Linked DNA regions of Homo sapiens: region 2 is linked to region 1. Evidence: read pairs that join two places in POLR2A ChIA-PET (ENCODE). Cell type or tissue: GM12878. All regions are shown on one strand. Each heading gives the region's core, and the rest is flanking DNA. Links, peaks and the distances in the headings are about the cores only. Region 1 overlaps PRKCH (protein kinase C eta). Region 2 overlaps SYT16 (synaptotagmin 16).

Evidence for each region. ChIA-PET counts read pairs that join two places held together with the same protein. Peaks named below come from ENCODE experiments on the same cell type or tissue, not always from the same donor. Only the 100,000 strongest peaks of a DNase experiment are listed, where the experiment ranks them.
Region 2: POLR2A ChIA-PET joins it to region 1 with 5 read pairs; 1 of 35 experiments calls an interaction of 5 or more read pairs at or near these places.

What each region holds. Positions count from the first base shown.
Region 1 is chr14:61,389,602-61,400,314 of GRCh38, forward strand. It overlaps PRKCH (protein kinase C eta), which reads left to right. Exons shown (of 14, transcript NM_006255.5): 2 at 1,624-1,687. Among named protein-coding and RNA genes, the nearest start is that of PRKCH-AS1, 72 kb to the left of the region's middle. In GM12878, for the core only: no CTCF peak of the experiment used is centred there; no DNase peak of the experiment used is centred there; H3K4me3 peaks cover 1,531 bases; H3K27ac peaks cover 2,775 bases.
Region 2 is chr14:61,865,597-61,876,309 of GRCh38, forward strand. All of the region lies in intron 1 of SYT16 (synaptotagmin 16), which reads left to right. It also overlaps the pseudogene MOCS3P1. Among named protein-coding and RNA genes, the nearest start is that of SYT16, 58 kb to the left of the region's middle. In GM12878, for the core only: no CTCF peak of the experiment used is centred there; a DNase peak (open chromatin) is centred at 7,035.

The DNA of each region.
Region 1 (10,713 bases), core at 1,465-9,464:
GAGGCAGGAGAATCGCTTGAGGCTGGGAGTTCAAGGCTGCAGTGAGCTATGATTGTGCCACTGCACTCCAGCCTGGGAGACAGTGAGACCCTGTCTCAAAAAAAAAAAAAAAGAGAAAAAATGCTAAATAATGATGCCATAGACTTTTCAGATTGGAAGAGTGAGGCTCAGTGTGGTAAAGGACCTTGCCCAGGGTCCAGAACCAGCTGTGACAGAATCAGACTAGAGTTCTTGGCCTGGTCTAGTAGGGGGGCTCTTTCCACTGTACCATGTGACTATTTGCAGCTTATTTTAAATTTAATATTTGACCAAAAATGGTCATTCGTATCTCTAGTGAAACTTCTCTATATGCCAGTCTTCCTCTTCAGATGAAAGGTCAAAGGCAGAAATGGAGCCACAGCCAAAGAAAGAGAAAAATAAAATAAAAATGGAGCCATGGGCAGAATCTGAAAAGATTTATTTAAGGACAATTGTAAATTCATGTATTTGAGTCCACAAGAGCCTCACAATGCAAGGCTTAGAGGTGTTCATGGATAGTGAAGTTAGCATCCGGTAGGAAGAGGGGAGTCCGCCCACCTAAGCTAGTGGTGATCAGAACAGAGCCAGAGGTGCTGTTCATCCTGGGCGCCATGCTGTATGGGGTCTTTCGGAAACTGGACTATATGCAGAGGACGACACCATATGAAAAGACTTCAAGCTGCATTGCTTGCAGAATGCATGTCTTGATATTTCAGCTGATAGGTAACTTCAAGGTATGTTGATACTCCCGTGACTAATTAAGAGTAGCAGTCCGACACAGTGTCTCACGCCTGTAATCCCAGCACTTTGGGAGGCTGAGGCGGGAGGATCATTTGAAGTCAGGAGTTCGAGACCAGCCTGGCCAACATGGTGAAACCCCATCTCTACTAAAAAATACAAAAACAGATCAGATGTGGTGGCACACGCCTGTAATCCCAGCTACTCAGGAGACTGAGGCAGAATTGCTTGAACCTAGGAGATGGAGGTTGCAGTGAGCTGAGATCATGCCACTGCACTCCAGCCTGGGCAACAAAGTGAAACTACCTCTCTCTCTCAAAAAAAAAAGAGTAGTGAATGCAAGGCTCCTAAACTTCCTTCCCTAGTGCTTCCTTAAGATTGACCAGACTTTGGTGGAAATATGTAGCAGAGACTCTTTATACTTTTTACTCCATAAAACTAAAGATTTGCAGTTGACCAAGCCACATGTGTTCATTACCTTGTATGTTGCCGTTATTTCTCTATTTCATATTCTTGCCATGTGGTTTAGTAAAATGCTGCTCTTATAAGCCATATGCATAAGATATGGAGGTCTCAAAAACAATTACCAAGTATGTGGATGTGCCTGTCTATATTATGACAAGCCAAAAATGGGAGAGAATAAAATTCAAGAGGAAGGAAACTGATAAAATGTGGTTTCTTTTCAGTCTTTACAGTTTTTTGAGCTTTCACTTGTTTCCCTGCCACTCTACTATTTAATGAAAGACTTAGATTTATTTGATTTGTGGCTGTGATTTACACATTAGGCCTCTCTGTGATGAATTGTTTAAGGCCCACAAAAATATTTTAAAACTAACATATAATATACATTTTTTTTTCTCTTTGTAGGTGGATCTCGAGCCAGAGGGGAAAGTATTTGTGGTAATAACCCTTACCGGGAGTTTCACTGAAGGTAAGAATGAGTTTTGGGTAGTTTCCAGAATACATGTAATCTTGGTTTACACTCAGTAGGAATTTCTATCATGGACATTATAAAAAAGAGCATGTTGTAAGAGATGCTTAAAAAATCACTTTCATAAGTTGGGCTGGCTAGTATTTTGTTGCCCAGTGGTCTATTGGTTCAGGTTGCCAAATTAAATATATTTGCTAAATCTGGCAATCTCACGTTTCATTTAACACACTCAATGAGTTTTTGTTTTTAGCCAGTGTCATCGTAGCTGAATGGTTTTTGCGTCTTTTTGGTTCATGACTGTGGAACTCTACGTCTTTGGTTTTGTGCCATCTTTTAGTTTGCCTGTGAATGTCTATGAAAGAAATTTAGGGATCCAGTTATCTTCTTTATAATCTCTATCTCATTTGTGACCTGTAAGGGATTCTGTTCTTCATCTGTGGCTACCGTACTCCCTACTCCCCCATCCAATATTTTTTTTACTTGAGGTAAAATTTATATGGGGGTGAAATGATAGATCAGAAGTGAACAATTTGAATTTTGACAAATGCATACAACTGCATAACCAGCACCCCAATCCAAGATACAGGACATTTCCATTATTGTGAACATTTCCCTGTACCCTTTTTCAATCCCCTGCTCCCAGAGGCAATAAGTAAAGTGCTTTATTTCACCACAGGTTAGTTTTACCTACCCTAGAAGTTCATATACATGGAATTATACAGTATATTCTCTTTTATGTCTGGTTTCTTTCACTCAGCATAGTTTTTAGAAGATTCATATCATTGTGTATATCAGTATTTTTTTCATTTTATTTCTGAGTAGTAGTATCCCATTATATAAATGTAGCATCCATTTGTTTACCCATTCTCCTCTTGGTGGACTTTTGGGGTTTTTCCTATTGTTGTCTATTATGAATAATGCTTTTATTAACCTTCTTACACATAAATTTTTCTGGACATAACACTTTCATTTATCTTGGATAATTATATAGGAGTGGAATTGCTGGGTAATAAAGTAGGTGTGTGTGTAACTTCAGAAGAAACTTCCAGATGGTTTCCAAAGTGGTTTTATTATACTCCCACCAGCAATGCATGAGAGTTCCAATTACTTCATATCCTCATTAACACTTTCTATGGCCATTGCTTTTCATCGTAGACATTCTAGTGGGTATGAAATTATATCCTGTGGGTAAATTTGCATTTCCCTGATGGTGAGTACTTTCTCACATGCTTATTGGTCATTTGTTTGTTTATTTGATAATTTCCAGTTCCAGTCTTTTGTCCTGTTTTCTAAAATTGGATTTGTCTTTCTATTATTGATTTAGAGGAGTTCTTTGTTTTCTGGATATGAGTCCTTTGTGAGAAATAGGTATTGTGATTACTTTTTCCCAGTCTGTGGCTTGCCTTTTCATTTTCTTAATGGTGTCTTTGAGCAAAAGTTTTAAATTTCTATGAAGTTCAATTTGTTAATCTCATCTTTTGTAGTTCATATGTTTTATGTCTTCAGAGATCTCTCTGTCATAGGATCACTAAGATATTCTCCTGTTTCTTTTTTTGTTTTTTTTTTTTAAGAAGCAAATAGTTTTAGGTTTTATGTTTAGGTCTGTATGCCTTCTTAAATTGATATTTGTGTGTGATGTTACAGAGGAGTTGAAACATTTTTTTTCAATACACGAATGCAGTTGTTCTAGCACCATTTATTAAAAGTCTCCCCTGGCCCCTTGAATCACCCTGGAACCTTTGTTGAAAATCAATTGACCATATAATGTGGGTCTGTTTCTGGATTATCTGTTCTGTCCTGTTGATCTGTTTGTCCATCTGATCTCTCTTTCTTTTCTCTACATTATGCCAGTATTACACTGTCTCATTACTGTTGCTTTATAGTGAGTCTTATGGTTACATAGTATGAGCCCTCCAACTCCGTTCTTTTTTGTATGTTTAAGGTTATTTTAGCTATTCTCAGTATTTTGCAATTTGATATCAGTTTTAGAGTCAGCTTATATATTTCCAGACAAAATCCTGCTGTATTTTGAATTGAAATTGTGTTGGATCTATAGATCAGTTTGAGGGGAATTAACATCTTAACAATCTTGAGTATCTTTAAACCCATCTGTAGTCAAATTAGTCAATTCTGTAGTCCGTGGACATGGTCTTTGCTCGTAAGGCATAGCCAGTGTGAGGTTTCAGTAGAAATCCCAAGGTGTTTTAAGCCCATTAATTTTATGTCACTCAAGCTTCTAACTCTTTCTCCTATGGGTGGGAAACAGCTGAAATCTCAGTTCCTATCTTTCAGCATCCTAGCTCTTGCTCCTGTCTGGACCTCTTAGAGTTTCCCTTGCACATGCACAGTTTAGGAAGATGTGAGGGCTTGAAGAGTTTACATATGTGGAGGTTCTTCTTTCTGTGGCCCCATCTTTCCAGGTTTTCTCCCCTCAATATCCAGTCATCTGGTAGGCTTGAATTTTGTCAATTCTGCCTTCAAGCCAATAAAACTGTGGTTCCATATTGAGTTCTATTTACCCAATCCTGCACAACCTGGGGAATAATCTGGAGAAAAGCCCTACAAATGTGGGTCTCACCTAATGCGGTTTCCCTCCTTCACGTGTCAGATTCTCTCTAGTTTGTATGTGTTTTTGGTTGTTCTCTCACATCATCAACTAGTTGTTTAAAATATATTTTCCAGGTATTTTAATCTTTTGGTGGGAGGGTTGGTCCATATCAAGCTACTTCACCATTACTAAAACCTCATGAAGATTTTTAAGCATGTGGCTTAATTGTTTGTATTTTTGGTATTGGCATTTTGCAAAATTGGTTACACTTTCTTTGAGAAATAGTTTTCTCCACTCCTTTCAGCCAACCATTCCCATTCATATGGGTGAATTGTTTTAATGTTAAAGTTTTTCAATATATCGTCTGCATTATTAAATCTTGTCTTTTTGCACAAACCTGGATTTAGCAGAAACCTAGAATACTTGACATAAAAAAAAAAACTGTTCAGGTTACAATTTGGGGGGGTGTTCTGCCTGCTCCAAGGTCTTTTTGCTTTGCTTGGTATCTTTTATGTACAGAGAAAAATGAGTCTGTTCCTAGCCTAGTCAAATAAAATCAATGTAGTATTATGGAACATTGTTGATAAAACATTCTCATCATGCACGTAGAACATGGATCAGCTATGGTAGAAAGAAACACAACAGTGAGAAAGAGGTCAGGAGGAGGAGTGGGTAAGATTCTCTCTCATTCGAGCTGAATCAACTCTCTGCATTAAGTTACAAGGGACTGGCGAAGTAAAGCAATGCATGTTAGACCAGGTCTGATTGTGCCATAATCATTACATGACTTTTTTAGAGCCATGCCAACTCTCTAGGACTAAATGCTCACCAAATACATCTGATTGTTCTCATTGTATTTATTTCTTAGTTTCAGTGATAATAAGAATGAAATGGTAAGTCATACTAGAGGTGAGTTCTTACTAGGTCATTGCAGTTGTGTCTTTCAGAGCTGACCCTGGGTAAAATTGTGAGATGAGTTGAGTTTATCTTTGGTAATTCCATCTTTGCTTTAAGCTAGTCCTTTGTCTCTGCCTACAGTTGTCCCTTACTGCAGCAAGAAGCCCAGTGGTCCCTGTCCAGAAAGAGTTGCTGATAAGGAAAACAGTTAATTCATAGGCTAATTCACACTACAGTGATAGAGATTGATGTCATAGTACTCTATTCCTCTTAGGTGTGTTTGCATATTTTAAAAGATGCTGGAAGAGCTGCTTTATCCATGAGAAATAGACTTTTAATGCTAAAATTTTAATATTGAAATCTACGGGTGGGGTATATTTTAGGAACCCCATATCTGTTCTCTGTGTCTCTGTGCGTGCATTGCTTTTTCATTTTGGCTCCTAGACTGGGGCTCAGCTTGAGCTTGCACGTTGCTGCTGCCTTTAAAACACCGCTCCCTTGTCACATGCAGAGGACGTGATGGCTGCCTGTCTGTGTTAAGTAAGAAGGAAATGGAGCCCCCCCCCGCATTTGCCTGCCACAGCTGTGGCAGCAACCTGGACCTGGCACTGAGAGCATGTCCCTAGCTTGACCTCGCTCCTGGAAGCCACCTTAGATTATGTCCAGCCATAATATGACAGGTTGGCTGGTGCAACATTTGGAGCTCTAGTTCCCATCTTGGATACTGAAAGCCTTCATGGAAAAGCAGTGTAAGGTCAGGCCTGCCCAGTGTGTTTTGGACTGTGAAAAGGGCATTGTCCTAGGATCCTGGAGGCACTGTCAAAGCTCAGGAAATGTTGGCTGATCCTCAGTCTGTCTCACATGGTTGTCTTGAAGGTCAGATGATATAATATATGGGGAAGTGCTTTGCAAACTATAAAGTACTATATGAAGGTATGTTAGTGGGATTTTCATTTCCATGTTCCTATTGTCACAGCAAGGAGATCCCAGTCATTTCCCCTACCCCTGCCCTGGGACCATCTTGTATACTCAGCAGGTTCGTTTTATCTTAACATTGACTTTATGGCCAGGCGTGGTGTCTCACACCTGTAATCCCAGCACTTTGGGAGGCTGAGGCAGGCAGATTGCTTGAGCTCAGGAGTTTGAGACCGGCCTGGGCAACATGGTGAAACACCATCTCTACAAAAAATACAAAAATTAACCAGGTGTGGTGGTGCACACTTGTAGTCTCAGCTACTTGGGAGGCTGAGGTGGGAGGATTGCCTGAGCCTGGGAAGTGGAGGTTGCAGTGAGCTGAGATAGTGCCACTGCACTCCAGCTTGGGTGACAGAGTGAAACCTTGTTTCAGAAAAAAAAAAAAAAAAAGAAAAGAAAAGACTTTATTTTATACAAGAAGCCTCAAGAATTTCATGGACAGTGGCTAGCATAATGTTGGCTTATCTCCATGCCTGTTTTCATGATCTCCTATGCGGGTTCTGCCATAAGCTCAGATTCTATAATCTCAAAGCACTCCTTTAAAAAAAATTACTTAAATTGGACGGTGGTCTGTGATATACAAGGCTGGTATTGGGGCTACTGACTGCTACTTACCTCATTTTTTAATTTTTCATTAATTATACTGAATTAGCTCAGGCAAAACTATTTTGTTAAATGTAAGACATGATTGAGAAGTGACATAAGAAAAACCTGCTGGGTGCAGACCTGTAATCACATCATAGATGCTGGAGAGATAAAGATGAACGAGACATAGACACTCTCACAGGAGCTCATAGGAGGGAAGGCAGATACATATTATGTATGCAATGCAGGGAGCCAGGTCCCATGGCAGGAATAAGCCCAGTGCATAGTGTTGGCACATGGGACTACATAATCAATTTGGCCAGGAGGGTTTAGAGAAAGCTTTTCTGGGGAGGTGATGTTTAAAACAAGTCTGAATGATAAATAGGACTGTGCCTAGAAGGGAACAGAGTTCAAGAGAGGGAGACAGTTTGTACAAGAAACGAAAAGGAGTGTGGAGGTGCTAAAGGTAGGGGGTGTGGAGGTGCTGAAGATTGGGGAGTGGGATGGGGGGATGTGGCCAGAGATTTCGGAGGGCTTATGTGTGGGCTTGCCCAGGACAGGCTCAGTTTGTTGGTTACACCAGAATAATTATACAACAGCGCCACTGTTCACTTTCAAAAGGGTGCCAGGTCAGACAATAAATTGCATGTTCACACCACTTGTAGGCTAATAGAAATGATAAGATACCAGTGAAGGGTTTTAAGCAGAGATCTGATTTGGTGGCAGTAAGTTCAAGGGTGGGGAAGGGGTGTTAGTTGATAAGACTAGATCTAAGGTGTGGAGAACCATTATAGAGACTTGGAAGGTTGTCTCAGGGCAAGATTATTAGGGCCTGAATTAGGTTGGAATATGTAGGGGTGGAGAGGAGGGGGACAGCTTTGAGAGATGTCTGTGTAGTAAAATCAGTAGGAATTAGCAATCCACTGGATGTGGAGGATGAAGAAAGAGGAGTCTCAGATGATGCTCAGATGGTGCCTCAGAGTCATTTACCAGGGTAGAAACTGGGAGAAGATGATGAATCCAGCTTTGGACAAGTGGAGTTTGAGGTGCTTGTGGGAAATCTAAGTTGCAATGTCTGGGAGAAATTGGAAATAAGATTCCGGAGTTTGGCAAGATGCCTGGGCCTGAGATGTAGCTCCAGGTGCCAGGTGGAAGACAGGCACATGGATAAAGAGGCCCATTGAGAAGATTTAGCAAGAAAACCAGCAAGGCTGACCAGCAGCAGAACTCTGTGGAGCATCAACATTTAAGTACTTTGGCTCATGAATTATAGTTTATCAAACCAACCAAACTATGCTGAAGGTTTACTTAATGAACACCCATTTTGCTAAGATATTACTTGTGAAATAGTATCTGAGTGCTTGCTGTATGCCAGGGACTGTTTCACCAGATTGTTTACCGTCTTCCAAATTGGCACCAAAATGTTTGATAATGAAGTTAGAAGAAAGAACAGAACACAAAAGGCTTTGAAAAGTAATGTTTGCATTGGTGGTAACAGTGGTTTCTTCAAAGTTTGATGATACAATGTGCTGTGTGAAGGTTTATGCCTAATGCGGGGGTAAAAAGAACAGATGAACCTACTCAAAACCTGCAGTGAGGGGTCTTCACTGAACTTAGATAGAGCAAGAAAAACTCTTTTACATTCATTGCTTTGTGGAAGTCTCTCACAGAGCTCAAGGCGTATAAAATTATCAACTGGATCAGAAACCCCTCACCACTGTTCATCTTGTTAAAGGTGTCACTCTGCATCTGTGCAGAATTCCCCTAGGCACTGAGGCAGAAGTAGAAGTGATTTATTATTTTGAAAAAGCTGCCTAATGTCAATCTTTATTCTAACTAAGCCTTCCTGAAGCTAAGAACTGGATCTGAAGTCTGATCAAATTGAAATTTATTATAGTGATGAAACAGCCCTGGATTTTTAATGCAGCCTTCAGATTCCATCATTGTTGCCATGTGTGTGATTGTCACTATGTTGGACTAATTTTTGTCTGGAAGAGTGGAGTAGCAAAAAAAAGAATAGATTGAAACAATGGAAACTGAGGAAAATGCATTAAACTAAATTCATAACTGCTTTAATTGGAAGAGAAACAACAGAAAGAAATTAAAGTATGACATCATCTTATGTGAGGACAAAAAGATGTAGCTGGATTATTATGCTACTAAGAAATATGGTGTAAGATTTTACGATTTGAAGAGAACATAGTTTGCAGTAAATGAAGTTTGCTTGGACTCAGGGAACCACAAACTTAAATGGTTGGCCCACAAATAAAAAACCAGACATGATGTGTCTCCTGATGGAAGCCCACACAACATCGTGATCTTGCCAAAAAGTAGAGGTAGTTTTGCCCAAAACTCAAGCCTTAGACCAGTCAGGCTTCCAGATCCAACCACCAGTTAAGAGGAAATATAGGGGACAGAGGAGCATTTTAAGTTACACCATGGGATGTAATCAGCAAAATCCAGACTGTGGAAAAATTTTACAGGAAAAGAGACTTGGTTTCTTCTACCAAACATTGGAAGAAAAAAGTAAAGGAAAGAGAACCAAAGTAACAAGAGAGAGGCATATTAATCATTTGCAATATATGGGCCACATTTTATCCCAATTCAAACACAAATTATAAAAGAAACATTAACTCCCAGGAGGCAAGTGAAGAAATGGAAACCGTGCCTGGATCTGTGAGGATATTACAGAATTGTTGATGTTATTTAGGTGTGATTGTGGTATTGTGGTTACTTAAAACAAAAAGAACATCCATTAGAAATACACTTAAAAATATTTACTGATGATATGATATGACATCTGGGCTTTACTTCAGAATAATGCAGAGGTGGGCAGAGGAGATGGGATAGAATTGAAACCCGATTAGCCATGAGTTGTTTACTGAAGCTGGGTGATGATTATATGTTGCATGTGGTTTATTATAGTATTCTACTTTTGCATGTATTTGAAATTTTCATTAATAAGTTAAAAAGTAAAATAAAATGACAAATTTCAAGAATATCTGCTTCTTAAACAAAAACCAGAATCTGGGTTATGACATCAAAATGATGCTTGAACTTGAACATTTTACCTCTTTCCACTTACAAATTAAAGCTGGAGGGTTTTTTAATGTATATGTTTTATCCATGATTCTCAGTTTTTATGTATGATGAAAAAGTAAGTTAAAAATTTTAAATGACTAAAGTACTGTGCTTCAGAAAGACTTTTTTAAATTGCTAAATAAATAATAAGCTGTGAGTCAAAAACTGCAGGTAGGAACAGGTGAGTAAGATAATTCCTTTTGTTCCGTCATAAAGTTCTCACTCACAGTGAATGACAAGTAGATTATCTCCTACTAATAATTACATAACATTTTGCAGTTGCGAAGTTTAATTTTAAGGTAGTTTCCTAAAAGAATAAAGTAAATCAGAAGGATTAATGGTAGAAGTATCTTTATAAAGATAGTAAGAAAAAGGTTCTTAGTGTACTTGTTTCTTCCCCAGAGTTCCCAAGGCAAACATAAAGGTATTCTATTTTGTACAAGTTTTTGGGGAAGGAAAACTTCCTCAAAAACAAAACCCTGACAAAGAACCTGTTATTTGTGAATTTGAAGCTTGTTTAGAAAAAAAAGGCCTTTTACTTCTGCTAAAACCTTGAATTGTTCCTTATTTGAGACATTTAATATGTAACTTGGAAAAGATATACATTTGTCCTGGGGAGACAATGGAAAGGCACTTGAATTTTGGCATCTGCTTTTTCTCTCTACTAAGGCAGTGCACAATGGTGCAGAATAAGAGTCTGATCTTTTTCTTTTTGTCCCATTGCCTCAGTTTTTAGCTCACATTTCTTGTCTCAAGCCCACTGGTTTACAAATAATTACGTTCTCTGCTAAGTCATGTGGCACATGGACCATCAAGGCAGATGAAGCATGTGTTACTGCTTTGAAGCTGCAGCCCACAGTTACCCCCTGTATCAACACTTCAGATGCATGTCATTTTTAAAGAGAAAAAGTGATTTCTGGTGGTAGTTGATTTATAGCAT
Region 2 (10,713 bases), core at 2,100-10,099, 480 kb after region 1:
CAAAGATATATTTATTTGCATTTTTCAGTAATATACATAGGAGCTGGAGATTCTACAGTATCTGTGAATACATGGACTCCTTTTTTATAAAGAGTTTTAAAAATTGTTATATATTGGGTGACTTATTAATGGATTATACTGTTTCTGGGAATCATCATTTTTTTTCAGCACATGGAGGGTGTCTTGAACATGTGAGATGTAATGTGACAGGATTTTGTATTTAAGCTGCAGATCATTTACCTGTCCTTATTTTCCACCTCCCCCAGTCAAAATGCTTTCTAAATCATTTTATATCTGGAATTAAGGTGCAGTAAACTTAGTCTTACGAAATTGATCACAGATTATATACTTAGGATCAGTTTACTGTTTACTTAAGAAATTATTGGATCTTATTAATATTTCAGATGATAGAATACATCCTACAGAAATACATGTTTAAAATGTAAGTTGTTTTAATTATTCAGAAAGTGGGTCATTCTATTTGGCATTTTGAATTAGTATCAAAATGAGATCTTTAAAGTTTACCAAAATAAAGGAAACCACCTTTGTAGTCTGAAAAAAAAAACTATTATGAATACTCGTGTATAAGTATTTGTGTGGATACATGCTTTAATTTTTCTTGGGTAAATACCTAGGAGTTGACTTGCTGGGGCTGGGTTATATGGTAGATGGGTACACATTTAGCTCTACAAAAAATTGCCAAAAAAGGAAGAGGAGGGTGGGGGAGAAAGGAAAAAATAATTGCCAAAATGTTTTCCATAGTGGCTGTACCATTTTGTATTCTCCCTAGCAATGTATGACATTTCCAGTTGCTTTACATCTTCTATTATACTTGATATCATCAATTTATTTTTATTTTTGTCATTCTCATGGTTATAACAAGGTATCTCATGTTGGTTTTAATTTGCATTTTTCCAATGACTAATGATGTTGACCATCTTCTCATATGCTTATTTGCCATCTATACCTATTCTTTGGTAATATATGTGTTCAAATCTTTTGTTCATTTAAAAATTATGTTTGTCTTATTATTGCATTATGAGGGTTCTTTAGTGTGCATACAAGTTCTTTGTCAGATATGTATTTTGCAAATACTCTCCTGTAGTCTGTGGCTTGCCTTTTAGTTTTTCTAACAGCATGCTTTAAAGAGTAAAAATTTTAAATTTTGATAAAATCCAATTATTTTTTCTTTTATATTTAGTGCCTTCTGTGTTCTACAGAAGAAATCTTTGCCTAATCCAAAGTCAAAAGAATTTTCTCCAATGTTTTTTCCTAGAAGTTTTATAGTTTTAGATGTTACATTTAGATCTGTGATGCATTTTATATTTTTGCTTATGTTGTGAGCTAAGGGTCTAGGCTCATTTTTTTTTTCATATGCACATGTAATTATTTTAATAGCACTTGTTGAGATTATCCTTTCCCGGTTGCATTATCTAGGCATTTTTCCTGAAAAGTATTTATATATGTTTGAGATTATTTCTGGAGTCTCTCTTCTCTTTCATTGTTCTATGTGTCTATCTTTATGCTAATATCATACTGCTTTGATTACTGTAGCTTTATATATAATAAGTGTTGAAATCAGGTAGTGTAAATCTTTTTCTTTTTCATTTTTTCAATCCTGTTTTGGGTAATCTAGGTCATTTTATTTCCATGTCAATTTTAGAATTAACTCATCATTTTCTGTGAATAAATTCTTCCTGGATTTTCTTGTTTGTACGTTAAAATTTGTTGAGAAAAAGAAATAAATGGCATATAGGTTGAAAAGGAGGAAGTAAAACCCTTTATTTGCTGATTTAACCTCACGGTGACTCATTTTCTCATGCGGTTTGTGAGAATTTTGCTAGTTTGTCTTCAGTGAATTTCCCCTGTAGCCAACGTCTAGAAGACCCATATGCTCTGAACTATGAATTGGAATCTACATAAAAGCTACGAGAATTAATAAATGAGTCTAACAAGATGCAAGGGAAAATATACAAAAATTGTTTTTCTATATACTAGCAATTAACTTAAAACAATATTATTTACAATGAAAATACATTACTATTTACAATAAAAAACAATACTATTTACATCAGCATAAGAAATATGACAGACTTAGGAAGTGATTTAACAAGTTTGTACTGTTGAATAGGATGACCTTGCTCCCAGTCTTGGGGGAAAGCATTTAGTCTTTTACCATTAAGTCTGCTGTTGCTTGTAGATTTTTCAAAGATGCTCTTTATGAAGTTGAGGCAGTTTCCTTCTATTCCTAGTTTGCTGAAAGTTTTGATCAAAAATAGATGTTGAATTTTGCCAAGTGCTTTTTCTGCATCTGTAGAGAAGATCATATGGTTTTCTTTAACTAGTCTGTTAATATGTTGAATTACATTGAGTTTTGAATGTTGAATCAGTCTTGTATTATTGGGATAAACTCCACTTGTTCTTATGTATTACCTCTTTTAGGTTGGGTTTCTTTGGATAACATTTTAAGAGTTTTGTGTGTCTATATTCTTGTTCATGAAAAATATTGGTCTAAATTTTCTTTCCCTAAAGTAGAGAGTAGAATAATAGTTGCCAGAGTCTGGGAAGGGTAGTCTGGGAAGGATTTAAAGAGATGTTCTTTCTCTCTTTTCTGAGAATGGTGTCTTCTCTCTTTTTTTAATCTTAATCAGTGTGATTAGAGGTTTATCAATTTTATTGTTTTTTCCAAAGAAATAACATTTGGTTTAGATTTTTTTGTTATTTAAAAAAATTTTATTTCCTTAATTTTTGCTTTCATCTGCTTATTATTACCTTTCATCTGCTTACTTTGTTATATTTTGCTCTTATTTGTCAGATTTCTTAAAATGGAAGCATTGATTTTAAATATTTGTATTTTTATAATATAAGCACTACTTTTGCTGCATTGCATTCATTTTGGTATATTTTGTCTTCATTTTTATTCATTTCAAAAAATTTTTAAATTTCCCTTTTGACTTCTTTTAATCATGGGATATTTATAAGTATGTTCTTTAGTTTCCAAATATTTGGGGGAACTGTCTAGAAACCTTTTTATTATTGATTTCTTATTTAACTCTCTTTCAATAACATTTGTATGAGATGATTCCTTTTAAATGTGTTAAGACTTGTTTTGTTGCCCAGATTATGGTCTGGGTAAATGTCCCATGTTCACTTTATAAGAATATTTTGTTTTTGTTGGTTGTTCTATAAATGCTGATTAATTTTATTGATAGTGTTTTTCTAGTGTTTTATATCCTTACTGAATTTCTGTCTACTTTTTCTATCAATTATTGAGGTTCTGGTATTAAAATATCCAACAATGCTTATGAATTAGTCTGTACATTTATCCTTCTAATTCCATCAGCATTTGCTTCATGCATTTTGAAGTTTTTTATTATCTGAATAAACATTCAAGATTTCTATGTACTCCTGATGACTTGATCCCTTTATGATTATGAAATGATCCTTTTCTTTGGTAATATTTTATTGTGAAATTTAACCTTAGTATAGCCACTCAGCTTTATTTCGGTTAGTTTTAGTGTGGTTTATCTTTTTTCTATCTTTTTTACTTGTAATAATTCTGTCTTTTTACTTAAAGAGTATTTCCTGCAGATAGCATACATAGTTGAGTATTGTCCTTTTATCCAATTTTATAGTCTGTTTTTTAGTTGGTGAGTTTAGACATTTCCATTTAAGGTTGGATTTAAACCTACCATTTTATTATTTGTTTTCTATTTGTCTTACCGTCTTTATTCTTTTTGCTTTGTTTCTACCTTCTTTTGGATTAAATGAAAATTTATTAATATTATATTTTAGGTTTTTTTGGCTTATTAGCTCTATCTTTTTTGTTGTTTAATGGTTGCTCTAGAGTTTACAGTATAACTTTTAAATTTATCAACATCTACTTTCAAATAATATTACAGTGATTTCCACATATTTTAAGAAACTTAAAATTGTATAGTTCTATTTCTCTTGGTCTTTGTGTTGTTGTCATACATTTTACTGCCACATATGTTATACACCCAACTGCTGTGGACTGAATGTTTGTATCCCTCCACAACTCACCTATTGAAGCCTAATGCCCAATGTGATGGCATTTGTAGGTGAAAGCTTTGGGAGATAGTTAGGTCAAGAGAATGGATCCCTCATGAATGAGATTAGGGTCCTTATAATAAGAGACATGAGAGAGTTTTCTTTCCCTTTTTTTGTTCTCTGCCATGTGAGGTTATGAAGAGAAGATGGCTATCTGCAAACCTGGGAGCAGGCTCTAACCAGACACTACATCTTCCAGTGCCTTGAACTTGGACTTCCCTCCCCACAGAACTGTGAGAAATAAATATTTGTTGTTTAAACCACCCAATCTGCTAATTTGTTATAGAAGCCCAAATTGACCAAGATACACAACAATATGTTATTATCTTTGCTTTAGAAGTTATCTTCTAAGTATATTAAAAATAAGAAAAAATTTATATCTAGTCACTCTTTTACCATTTCTGATGCTCTTCATCCCTTTGTGTAGATACAAATTTCCATCTGGTATTATTTGCCTTTTACTGAAGGACTTCCTTTACTATGTGCAATGATGCTCATGATATATTCTTTTAGATTTTGCATGTCTGAAAAAGTATTTACTTTCATTTTTGAAGGATATTTTTGCTAGATATAGACTTCTAGTTTGCCAGCTATTTTGTTCATTGCTTTAAATACGTTGTTCCACTGTCTTCTGACTTGCATTGTTTCTGATGAGAAATATATTGTCATTCTCATTGCTGTTCCTTTGTATGTAATGTGATATCTTTTTTTTTTCTTGCCTGCTTTTCAGTTTTTCTTTGTCACTGTTTTTTTAGATACCTGATGATGATGTACTTTAGTTTGGTGTTCTTATTGTTTCTGCTTGGGGTTTACCAAACTCCTTGGATATGTAGGTTTATAATTTTCTTCATATTGGTAAACTTTTTTGGCCAATTGTTTCTTCAAATATTTTTGCTACACTTCTTTTCTCTGAAACTCCAGTTATATGTATGGTAGGCCACATGATGTTATCTTCTTTTGAGTTTCTTTTCTTAAAAGTCTTTTTACTCTGTGTGTTTTATTTTGTCTAGGTTTTATTGCAATGTCTTCATGTCCCTAAATCTTCTACAATAACTAATCTGTTAATCTCATCAGTGTATTTTTCATCTCAGTTATTATATTATTCATCTCCATAAATTTGACCTATGTCTCTTTTTATCTTCCATTTCTGTTCTCAATATGCCTTTGTGGAGTACATTTATAATAGCCGTTTTAACTACCTTGCCTAATAATTCTATAATCTCTGTCATTACTGGGTCTGTTTCTAGTTATTGAATCCCTCCCACTCCCACTCCCCATTTTTCTTTTTTGCCTGCCTGGTAATTTTTGGTTGGATGTTAGATATTGTGAATTTTATATTGTTGGACGGTGGTTCATTTTATTTCTTTAAGTATTTTTGGCTATGTTCTGGAAGGCAGTTAAGCCAGCTTGACTTCATCTAGTTTTGTTGAAACTTGCTTTTAAACCTTTTTAGATGGGTATAAATCATCCGATAATCTACTGCTAATTTGGCCCTACTAATGAGGCAATCAACCTTTAAGTATTCCACTTTATACTCTATATATTAGTATTTTTTGCCCACTGGCTAGTGACAATGTAAATTATTCCCAGCTTTTTATGAGCTCTAGGGATTTTTTGATTGTACCTTTCTGGTGGTTCTTTTCCTGGTCTTGTTAGTTTCTTAATACACATGTGCTGATCTGTACTCAAAGACTCAAAGGAAATCCTGTCTGTGAATGTCTCTTCTGCAGTGCTTTACCCCACAAATTCTAGTCACTGTGGCTTCCCCAAACTCCACCCTGCTTCTATTCAACTCAGCAAGACTCTGTTCTGGGTCTGTTTGGGCTCCCCTTCCCTGTCCCGTGACCTGCTCTCCAGGCAGTGAGCTGGAGCACCCACAGGGATCACTTCATTCATTTATTCTTTCTCTCAGGGATCACCATTTAGTGTTGCCTGCTTTCCTGCATCTTTAAAAACCATTATTTTATATATTTTGTCCAGTGTTGTGGTTGTTTAAGGCAGAAAGATAAATTTAATCCCTATTACTATATTATGATCAGAGCTGGATTCCTTAACTTTTTCACATGAAATTACAATAATTATAAAAACAATACCGCATTATAGACAATATATTAAATGATATAAAATGCCCTTCTATAAAGTGTTGTCATAGCACATTTTCTTTCAGTAGTTTTTGTCCTCTATGAAGTTTTTAGGCAATATTGTTGGTAAAATGAGACTTTGGAGTTGCTTGACCCTACAATTTATTATCACTGTTCCATTTTTAATTCTTTTTTATTTTGGGAATATTATCTTCTTTAAGACTCATTTTCTTACCAGTAAAATGTGTGGGTAATTGTACCTTCCTTGCAATATTGTAGCAGGGATTGAAAATAAAATATGAAGTATTCAATAAATAGTAGTTATCAATAGTTTCAATTACACTATGTATGCAGCTTCATACCTTGATTTTAAAACAATTATAAACATTTGCTATATTGTCTTATAGCATTGATTGATGCATAATGAATGGCCCAATGCATACTCATAAACTCTTCCCTTATTTTTGTTTATTTCTTTGTAAATACATATTTTTAATTGATATATAATAGATGTACCTATTTTTAGAGTACATATATAATGTTTTGATACTTTCATATAATGTGTAAAGATCAAGTCAGGGTAATTGGGATATCAATCCTCTTAAATATTTATCTTTTTTTAATGTTAGGTCTTCCCTTATTTTTGGATATCTGGTTTATTTATAATTTTCTCCCTTAATATACCATCATACCTGGGGCTGTCTTATCTAAATTTAAAAGTTCTTAATACAGCCAATTTGAAGATAAGTCTTGATTTGAAACATGTTTGAGATCTTCCTGCATTAGTTCACATGAATTTAACTGGATCTCAGCAGCTTCAACTCTTCATTGTGCTTTTCCTGCCCCTTCCTGTTTCTTCTCAAGAGAAGACAATTTCTTGCTCATTATTTTCTGTGGTAACTGAGAAGAGGAACTGAGTAGAAAGGTGTTGGGCTGCTAAGACCCAGGGCACATCCCATATAGAATTCTTTCTACTCTGTTTTGTGCTTTGGGGAATACAGACGTTGGTTCAGCTGCCCTCATCACAGCTCATGGCTTCTCTTGTTTTATTCTCTTTCAGGGCAGGGAGTTAGCTCTTGTCTGGATGCCTAATTCAATCTCTATTGACTATGTTTAGTTTTGCATAAATTGTTTACACATTGGTAAAAATAATTCATTAATCTTTTCTGGTAAACAGTTACAATGACAATAATTTGATTTTGAGTAGAATACAGATGAGACTCATATTAAAACGTTGTATTCATAGGTAGGATGTATCCAAAAGCAATTTCATTAGCCTTATCTGTTTGTTTTTTTCATGAAAGGCAATCATTTGTTAAAGAGGGTTCAATGTTTTACTGAGAATGGGCCAACTAAAATATTGATTATAGATAGATCCTTCCTGGGAAAAGAGGACCCATGAGTTATAAAAACCTGTGAAATTTAAGTATATGATCTCAAATAGTCCCTAATGTTTGCTATTGCAAGCTTGGAGAGTCCTTGGTTGAAAAAGCATAATTCTTTCCCCGAAAGAGTTATAGGCTTTTCCCATTATCTGAAGAGAAACCACCATGTCACAGCCAATCAGGAATGAAATGGGATGAGAGGATGGATAGGCATTTTTTCCTGGTTCATCTCAGGCCTCTTTCTGTCATGCTGGGTTTGCCTCGCTTCTCCTTAACAAACCGTCTTTCCTTTTTCTCCTACTGTCTTTCCACCAGAGCCCTGGCTGCCACTGGCCCCTTCCTTCGTACTTACTGCCTATGCCCATTGGCCACAGAGCTTGATGTTGTTCAGAATATTCACCTGAAAATGAATCTCTTTTGTGAATAACATTTATTCATAGCCTAACTTTGATGCATTTTTAAAAAATCATTTTCTCACATGAGTAGGGGAGGTACAAAGTGAGCAAAGTGGGAAGAGAATCCATGTGTAATACCCCAAGGGTGAATATTCACAGGAGTGCTAAAATGTCCCTAATTAATGAACCATTTCCTATTCTGACCAGTAATCTAAGCTATCCATCATCATATAAAAAACAGAACTACATGTTATGATAGCCAAAAGTAGGATGATGTCTTCCTCTACCCTGTGGTCTTTTAGGAAACCATAACTGATGGCAGTTCTTTCTAGAGGTATTAAAACGGGATGGTGGGCCTTTTAAAATTTTCGTATGTATTGTGAAATGTTGGATATGTTTAGTGAGGAGTTGTCAGTGTTTTAAGTAAAGGAGAATATATTCTGCCTTCAGTAATTGCATTAATACTCAGAATAATTAATACTCAGAAAAATACTCAGATTAATACTCAGAAATACTCAGAAAAATGTGATGACCAATTTTGGAGGTGAATTTGGGGGTAAGAGCTGCTGATGGCACCAGCGTTATAGAGGATGGTGAATATGAACTGTGAACTCTAGTTGCATAGAATTTTGCAAAACAATTTTGTTCCTATTGACAAGGGACAGTCCCTTTCAAAGACATTACTGTGGAACTCTATTAAGTGCAGGAGAGGAAAGTGTGACCTGGAAATACAGTTGACCCTTGAACAATGTGGGCTTGGACTGTGTGGATCCACTCACATGTGGATGTTTTCCTACCAGACAGCATTTGCGGGATGTGAATGCCACATATCTGGAGGGCCGACTTTTTGTATGAGTGGGTTCCACAGGGCCTACTGCAGGACTTGAGTGTATGTGGATTTTTTTATATGAGGGGGTGATGGTTCCTAGAACAAATCCCTTGTGTATACCGAGGAACAACTGTACATACACAATATATTTTTATATCAGACAAGGTACAGAGAATATTTCTTTCTTGTGTCATCACACGTTTGTGCCCAGGTATTACAGTGCTTCAAAGATAAGTCTTCATACCTTTAATTTATATTTGAAAAAAAGTTAGAGTCCATCCAGATGAGACTCTTTGGGACCATAAAGTAGACAATTTTCTCTGTAGTATCCAAACTGAAAGCCTAAATGGCTCTTGTATTAAATAGGCTAGTTTTATAGAATTTAACATTTTCAGAGCCAATGCAGCAAGATTTTTTTTTTTTTTTTTTACATGTTCTAACACTTTGCACATAAGAAATTTTCCATTTGGTGTGAGGCATGTGCCAAATGATGGAATGTATTGCCACGTTAGAGTCTGGTTATTCTAAATATAAAATTAAAAGGAAAAGTAGGGAGATGAGCTCCAGAAAATGGAAAGAAAACACACTGAATTTTTTCTCTTTGGGGAGAGTTTTATTCTGGGGACATTGGAATAGTTACCTGAGCATTCAAAACTTTGCTATGCAAAGTGCAGTTGTGGATCAGTAACCTGCCTGGGAGCTTGTTAGAGCTGTGGAATTTTAGGCGTACTAAATCAGTCTACATTTTGGCACAATTGCCATGAGATTCATAAGCAGATTACAGTTTGAGAAGCATTGCTCAAAATTGATAAGGGCTGCTCTGTGCATCACCTGATATCAGTGTTATGGCTTTAGAGTATAGATGTAATGCTTCTTGATCCTTGGGGAATATTCTTATACAAAAAGGGCTGTGTCAACCTGTATCTCCCTTCTGTGACTTTGACCTTTCTATGTTTGGTTACATTCCTAGTTGGAAGTGAGGAATCAGGGAATCTTTGGGAATTAGAGAAATTTATGTGGATTGGGTGTACATAAAATAAAGACCGAAAACTCAAGAATTAGGAAAGAGATGGACAATTTTGAAGGGTAACGAAAACTTCAAGGATATTATTGGTTTTCATGTGGTTAAAACATTAAAATTTTTTTTCTCATGTAAGGTTTTTGGTTGTGGCAATAAACACCAGTGCTGGTTGATTTAAGCAGCAAATGAATTGTTTAAAAGATGCTGCTTGGTTCACAGATTCTGGGAGGGCTGGAGAGCCAGATTGTAGCTATGAAGCCAGGGACAGAGTCCAAGTCAGCCTGTAGAGCTGGGTTGGTGGATACTCCTGTTACTGCAGAGCACTAAAGGCTGCAGATGGCACCCCAGGTGCCATTGGTACCAAACCATGCATGCCTGCACCAGACCTGCATTGTGGGGCCTCTGTATTCCTTATGGCATCTCTATTCCCAGAGGGAACACTGGGTGATCTCTGTACACTGGGGTGCGTATGTCTGATTGGTGGTGTCTAGACCATGTTCCTTTGTCCCAGGTGCCAAGGAAGCTGGGAAAGCAAGTCTTTGGTATTTTTGCAGTCATTGTGGAAGGTGACCACTGCCTTGTTAGGTTGGGGAATTTCCCAAACCCAGTTCTAACCTAGGGTTCAGATACAGGTGGATAAAAAGAATGATAGATGCTTGATAGAGTTGCGTGTTTGTGTGTGTGCGTGTGTGTGTGCACATGCACGTGTGTGTGAGTGCGTGTTTACTGTGTTTACTAGGGATATTTATTTCAATAGGGCATCTTCCTGAATTTATGATGCAGGTTGATAATGGAAAAATCGGATTCATTTTGCATAATTTTGCTTTTTGGTTAAAAATGCTAACATACATATAAAATCAAGAGTACCGATACTTGTTTCAGGTTGCATTTAACCAGGAAAAATCTTGTGTTCTGTGAGATTGAACAGCTT